2 separate regions of the Mus musculus genome follow, and region 2 is linked to region 1. Evidence: chromatin loops called from intact Hi-C (ENCODE). Cell type or tissue: heart. All regions are shown on one strand. Each heading gives the region's core, and the rest is flanking DNA. Links, peaks and the distances in the headings are about the cores only. Region 1 overlaps Pbx1 (pre B cell leukemia homeobox 1). Region 2 overlaps Pbx1 (pre B cell leukemia homeobox 1).

Region 1 (2,813 bases), core at 206-2,705:
ATGCCTGGATGGAGCCTTCAGTTCTCTTAAGCATCTATGGTATGAGAAGGGAAATTTCTCTCTCCTTTGCTCAAACTGTTCCTCATTCCTTCTCTCTCTCTCCTTTCTTTTTGTAGAATAATATTAAAAAAAAGTGGGGGGGAGGCCCAGCAGGACGGGAGCTGTGATGCTGTCGTCGCTGGCGTTGATGTTATTTATTTTCCTCAGTTGCTGCTCTGGAAGCCTGGAGTTGACAGAGCGGTTTTGTAGAATAGAAACATTATAGACTGTTACTGTCAGAGTGTTAAATGTGATGGATAGAGAAATAGAGGCGAAGGAGGGGACTTAATACTGAGAGCCAGGGTGCTCATGGGAAAATAAACCATCCGCATATAAGAAATGAATGAGGTAATGTGGCGGGAGGTAATGGGCTTTCGCAACACGCCAGAACAGAGATGCTTATTAGAGGGTGTGCTTAACCCCTGGCATGCTGATTTCCCTTTGTGGGTTCCAGGGCACTTTGCTGGGTCCCTCTGTGGGAACGTGTATGGGGCTTTCCTTCAGGCAGGGAAGCCGCGTGCTTAGAGGAGTAGAGACAAACGTGTTCTTAATAATGCTGCATTAGCAGCCCGTATATCAGAGAGCTTGGCAGCTCTTGAGGGGGCCTCGCATCCCTGTGGCGGTGTGAGAGAGAGTGTGCCAGCATGGCTGGCTTAGGAAGAAGTGGGGTGGGCATGTCAGGGGAGCTCCAGCCTCTGCTGAATTCTCCATGGCAGACTTGAGATGAGTGTTCTGGTCACTCAGGAGTGTCGCCTGGATCCCTGGTGATTCGCTTGATAGAGCAAATGTCTAGTGATGGGAGTGTGATGGTCACACTGGTGAGCTAGGGCCTAGGACCCCCTGTGGTTTTCTCTCCATTCCTGCTTTAGTACTTTGCCTGCCATAACTGGTGTCATAGGTGACCATGTTGGGGAGACCTGTAGCCAATGACATGATGCAGGGGCCCAGACAGCCTGGGTGCCACGAATGGAGCACGTCAAAAGGCTGTCAACAGGGGACTGGAGCAGCAATATTCATCCTGTCTGGTTGTGAATTTCTTCATCAATGACACGAATATAAAAGTACTTGATAAAATTATCAGCAAGAGTAAACATATGGGTCAAAGTGTGGCAAGCCACGAGGGATGCAGAAATGTTGTTATTTGTGTGCGTTGCCGCAGAAGCAAGGCTTTCTAAACCTACGGTTTGGCTGCTTTCTTCCAAAGACAGTTGTCCTCTGATGTCAAAGGTGCCCATAGCAGAGTGTGCTCTGTTCTCTCCACTCGGGAGGTGAGGTGCGGGAGTCACCATTATTAGTACCTCAGCTCTATGCCAGCCTAGGCTACGAATAGCAAGTTCCATTCTGGGTCATGCCAGGCTACAGGGTGAGATACCACTTCAAAGCCAGAGTAGCTACAATCAATGAATGATCAAAAATAAAACTCCTCAGTTTTGCCCTGCTGTATGTAACAGATACGTAGAGGTTTTTGATGGCCTCGGTGTTCCATATTTGAGTGTACTTATATTCTTATATTCAAGTTCAAGGGATTTTTTAGAGAATATAATACTCTTATTAATTCTTTCAAAATCTTATGAAATGTATTTTGATTATATTTGTGCCTCCCAGGTGCTTCCTAGACCTCCATATCTACTTCCAGCCTCGTGTCCTTACTATTTATATTTAAAAGGTGTTTATTTTATGTTTATGAGTGTTCCTGGTGCACGGATATTTGCATAGCACATGTGTGCCTGGTGTCTGTGACGTCAGAGTAGAGCATCAGATTCCTTGGAGCTGGAGGAATAGATGAGTTTGAGCTGCCGTATAGATTTGGGGAAGTAATTCCCAGTCTTCTGCAAGAACAGGAAGCGCTCTTAACCCCTGAGCCCCACCGAGTGGTCTTTCCAATTCTGTTTATTTATGTATTTGTCCTTCTTAATAACTTACTGAGTCTAGTTTGAGCTTCCCACATACATGTAGGTGTGGGCTTGTTCACTGGAACCTGGTAGATCTACCAGGGGCCACACCCTTCAAATAAGCTGACACTTGCCCTCCCAGAAGCCACGAATTGCTAGTGGTTCCTCAATTTGGGGAGGAGGGATATAGGAACCTCTCATTCTCCAGGCTAGAATGTTTACAAGTTTGATCTTCTTTTGATAGGCAGCAGTAGTTGCTGGGAGTTCACAGGTACAGCAGCCTGGTCCTTTCCAGAAGACACAGTCACACACACACACACACACACACACACACACACACACACACACACACACCCCGCGGGCCTGTCTACTTGACTGGCCCTTACACTCTTTCTGCAGTAATTCCTGAGTATTGCGAACCAAGTGATGTCCACATCTTATTTGTAGTTGACATCTATTCTGTGCACTTTGATCAGGTATGAGTTTCTACTGGCTATTGCACAAAGAAATTTCTCTGATAAGGACTGAGAGCGGCACGTGTTCAAAAGTGTAGGGATACACCTTTAAAAGATTGTCTGATGATATGTTCATTTAATCAAGTATTAATAGGTTTGCTTCTGGGACTTGTGAACTCCCTAGCGTGAGTTCTTGGTTAGATTTGCAGTTGTGGGCATGTGTTTTCTCTTGTGGAATGGGCCTTCAATCCAGTGAGAAAGTGTTTGGTTACTGCCATGTCTGTGCCACTATTGCATCTGTCAGCCTATCTTTCTGAAAATATTTGTTGATAACTTGAAAGTAGGCATATGCTCTGTGGATCCCTGATAGCCCACTGCTTTCTGCCATCATCTTCCACGATGCTTCTTGATGCTTCTTTCTGGCTTC
Region 2 (2,813 bases), core at 260-2,759, 68 kb before region 1:
CTTTCTACACCTTCCACTTCCACATCTTCAGGCTTCCTATAAACATCATAGTCCATTCCCCCTCTGGTCTCTTTCCCTGGCGATTGTACTGATAAAGCTCTCAAGGCAGAGTCCCGTCTGGATCCGAGATCTTCTCTTCTGTCTGCTCCTTGTCCCTAAATAAAAGTGAGAACCTGTTCTGTGGAGGAAGACTGGAAGGGGGAAGATTTATCAGAGAGCCCGTGGAAAAAGCACATTCATTATCAATGTCTTCCTCACTGAGTTGTTTGAAGCCAGGAAAATTAGCAGTCACTTTGAAGCTCAACAGACCTTTCATCTTTGTGTGTGTGTGTATGTGTGTGTGTGTGTGTGTGTGTGTGTTAATATTAAGTTGAGATTCTTTTTCTTGCCACTTATTTGGTTTTTCTGCTAATAATGAAATTATAATGAGATCCCTGATGGAATTAAATAAAAAAAATAAACCCACCTCACATGGGTTCCCCCCCCCCCTCCCTCTCTAGGAATCTACTCTGCATAATAGGCCTTTGTTTCTGTGTTTTAGACGTAAGTGAGAGAGGCCTGGAGCTGGAAATTCACTCTTGTTGTTCTCTTTTAAGGAATAGGTCATAACATTCTCTTAGGCAGAAAGTCTTGACTATCCCTAGGCCCTGTTATCCCCAGACCTCTGTTGTCCCTGTCCCTGCCACTCCCCACTCCGGAGTGTGGTAGGGAGACAAAGCTAAGTACTCGATGCTTTTACAGGGTCAATGATGACTGTATTTCAGATGTGTCAACCCTCCTACTTTGAGGATTCATGATAGATGACAGCCCTTTGTTAGAAACGTGTGTGTGTGTGTGTGTGTGTGTGTGTGTGTGTGTGTGTGTTTTCCTGAAGGTCTCCAGGAAACAGCATCTGGAGTCTGGACCTTTTCTACTGCCTTTACCCACTGTGACTACCAGGGTATTGATTCAGGTAGCCAGACTAGCTGTATAGTTAAAGATAACCTTGAACTTCTGGTTTTCCTACCCCTACCTCCCAAGTGCTACAATTACAGGTATACACAACCATGCTCAGTTTATGCAGTGCTGGGCCATCCATCCAATCTAGAGCTGTGGACACGCTAGGCAAACACTCTCCCAACCCACTCACATCCTGAGTCCCCTGAACAAAAACATTTGGATAGCTGTTTCCCTGTGTGTTAACTGAGACTCCCTCCCTCTCTCCCTGGATACTCCTTCCTCACCAATGCTAGCTTTTGACAGTACCATTGGTTGGTTGAAGAGGACCTATTCCCCAGGCCCAAGCTGTCTTGATTTAGACCTGGGGTTTCTTCACATGGTCGAACCTATGCAGGAGTTCTTAGAAGAACGATCATCATGCAGGGTGCTCAGGGCAGATGCACACTCAAATCTCAATAACTATGAGTTCTACTACGTTCCACACTACAGGCCTTGACTAGCCTCAGATTTAGAAAATTCTTTCATCATCCAGCCGAAATCTCTTTCACTTTAGGGTTTTGTATTAGGCAAAAGATGGCCTCCCACAGTTTGTTCTTCTTAATACTAGAAACGTGGGCATAAAGAACAAGCAAGGTCGTGGTATATGCACCAAGACAAGGGCTGGTTTCTGCATCTGGCTTGCTCGGCTTTTGGAATCGATGGTAGTGACTAGTATCAGAGTCCAACTCCTCTCCAAGTCTTGGGTTCCCCCTCTCCTCCTTCCGTCTCACCATTAAACAGGTGTGATAAAGCTGAGGAATCTTTACAGTTGGTGATTTTATATCATAGATCAAAGATCAAAGCAGAAGAATACACAGCAACCATAAAATTAACTGCTTTTTCAATTTTACAATGCTTTCAGTGATAGAGAATCTTATAAATTTAATATTAATTAAACACTTAGCTTTTAACCTCCTCCTGCATCTACTTTTGGCTGGTGGCTGGAAAAAATTAATTGGGCATCTTAAATCTTGCATTACTAACGCCTTGACAGGAGGGGTTTCAAAAGCACTTAGAACGCCAGCAGAACGCACTCAGCGTATGCGTCCTTCCACTCACCTAATTGAAAATGCCTTTTTCCCCCCCTTCAGGAAAAATGAACCATTTGCTAATTTTTTTAAAGGAAGTGTAACTTACAGTCCCTTTTCATAGCCTGAGCTTTAACTCTGTCCCTTGGCACATTTAACACTTCACAAATGAAGGCCGTTGAACTTCGATTATTATAAGAGCCCTATTGATTTCTGAGAGCTCTGGTACAGATGTGTGACTGGCAATCACTTGGCCTGACCATTGTGTCATCTGCAACCCTTGTGTGCTCCAGTCAGCAGGAGTTGCGTAAGTCTCACTGAGTTTGGTAGGAGCTGGGATTCATCTTGACCTTGAAGCATCAGAAATGGTGACCTTTGAGAACAGACCCTGGACATCACGTACAATGCAGATTGGCAGGGAAAAGAAATCACGTATCTCTTAATGGAAGTTTTAAGAGCTAGGAAACCAGGGCTGGGAAGATGTTTCAGTTGGTAAAGTGATGGCCATAAAGCATTAGGACCTGACTTCAGTTCTCCAGCAACTGTGTAAAATCCAGATGAGACAGTGTGCCTCCGTAAGCCCAGTTCTGAGGGGTCAAGGTAGGGACAGGAGGATATCCAGGCTTGCTGGGTAGCCAGTCTAGCCTGGCAGTGAGCTTTAGGTTCAGTGATAGATCAGTGATAGATCAAAAACCAAAGTGGAGAGCAACTGAAAAAAGATACCCGACATTAACATTTGGCCCCCAAATACATATGCACACATACATAGGCCCATACATATATGCACACATAAACGTGTGTATATAT

The links. A loop is a pair of places that touch in the nucleus more often than their neighbours do. Peaks named below come from ENCODE experiments on the same cell type or tissue, not always from the same donor. Only the 100,000 strongest peaks of a DNase experiment are listed, where the experiment ranks them.
Region 2: a loop joins it to region 1, with 4 times the contacts of the local background. A loop is called at or near these places in 2 of 42 quality-filtered maps.

Annotation. Positions count from the first base shown.
Region 1 is chr1:168,297,838-168,300,650 of GRCm38, reverse strand. The region is part of intron 2 of Pbx1 (pre B cell leukemia homeobox 1); the gene reads left to right. Among named protein-coding and RNA genes, the nearest start is that of Gm51671, 47 kb to the left of the region's middle. In heart, for the core only: no CTCF peak of the experiment used is centred there; a DNase peak (open chromatin) is centred at 1,270; H3K27ac peaks cover 588 bases.
Region 2 is chr1:168,365,901-168,368,713 of GRCm38, reverse strand. The region is part of intron 2 of Pbx1 (pre B cell leukemia homeobox 1); the gene reads left to right. It overlaps Gm51671 (a long non-coding RNA gene), which reads right to left. Exons shown (of 2, transcript XR_003948152.1): 1 at 1-2,813. Among named protein-coding and RNA genes, the nearest start is that of Gm51671, 21 kb to the right of the region's middle. In heart, for the core only: no CTCF peak of the experiment used is centred there; no DNase peak of the experiment used is centred there; H3K27ac peaks cover 283 bases.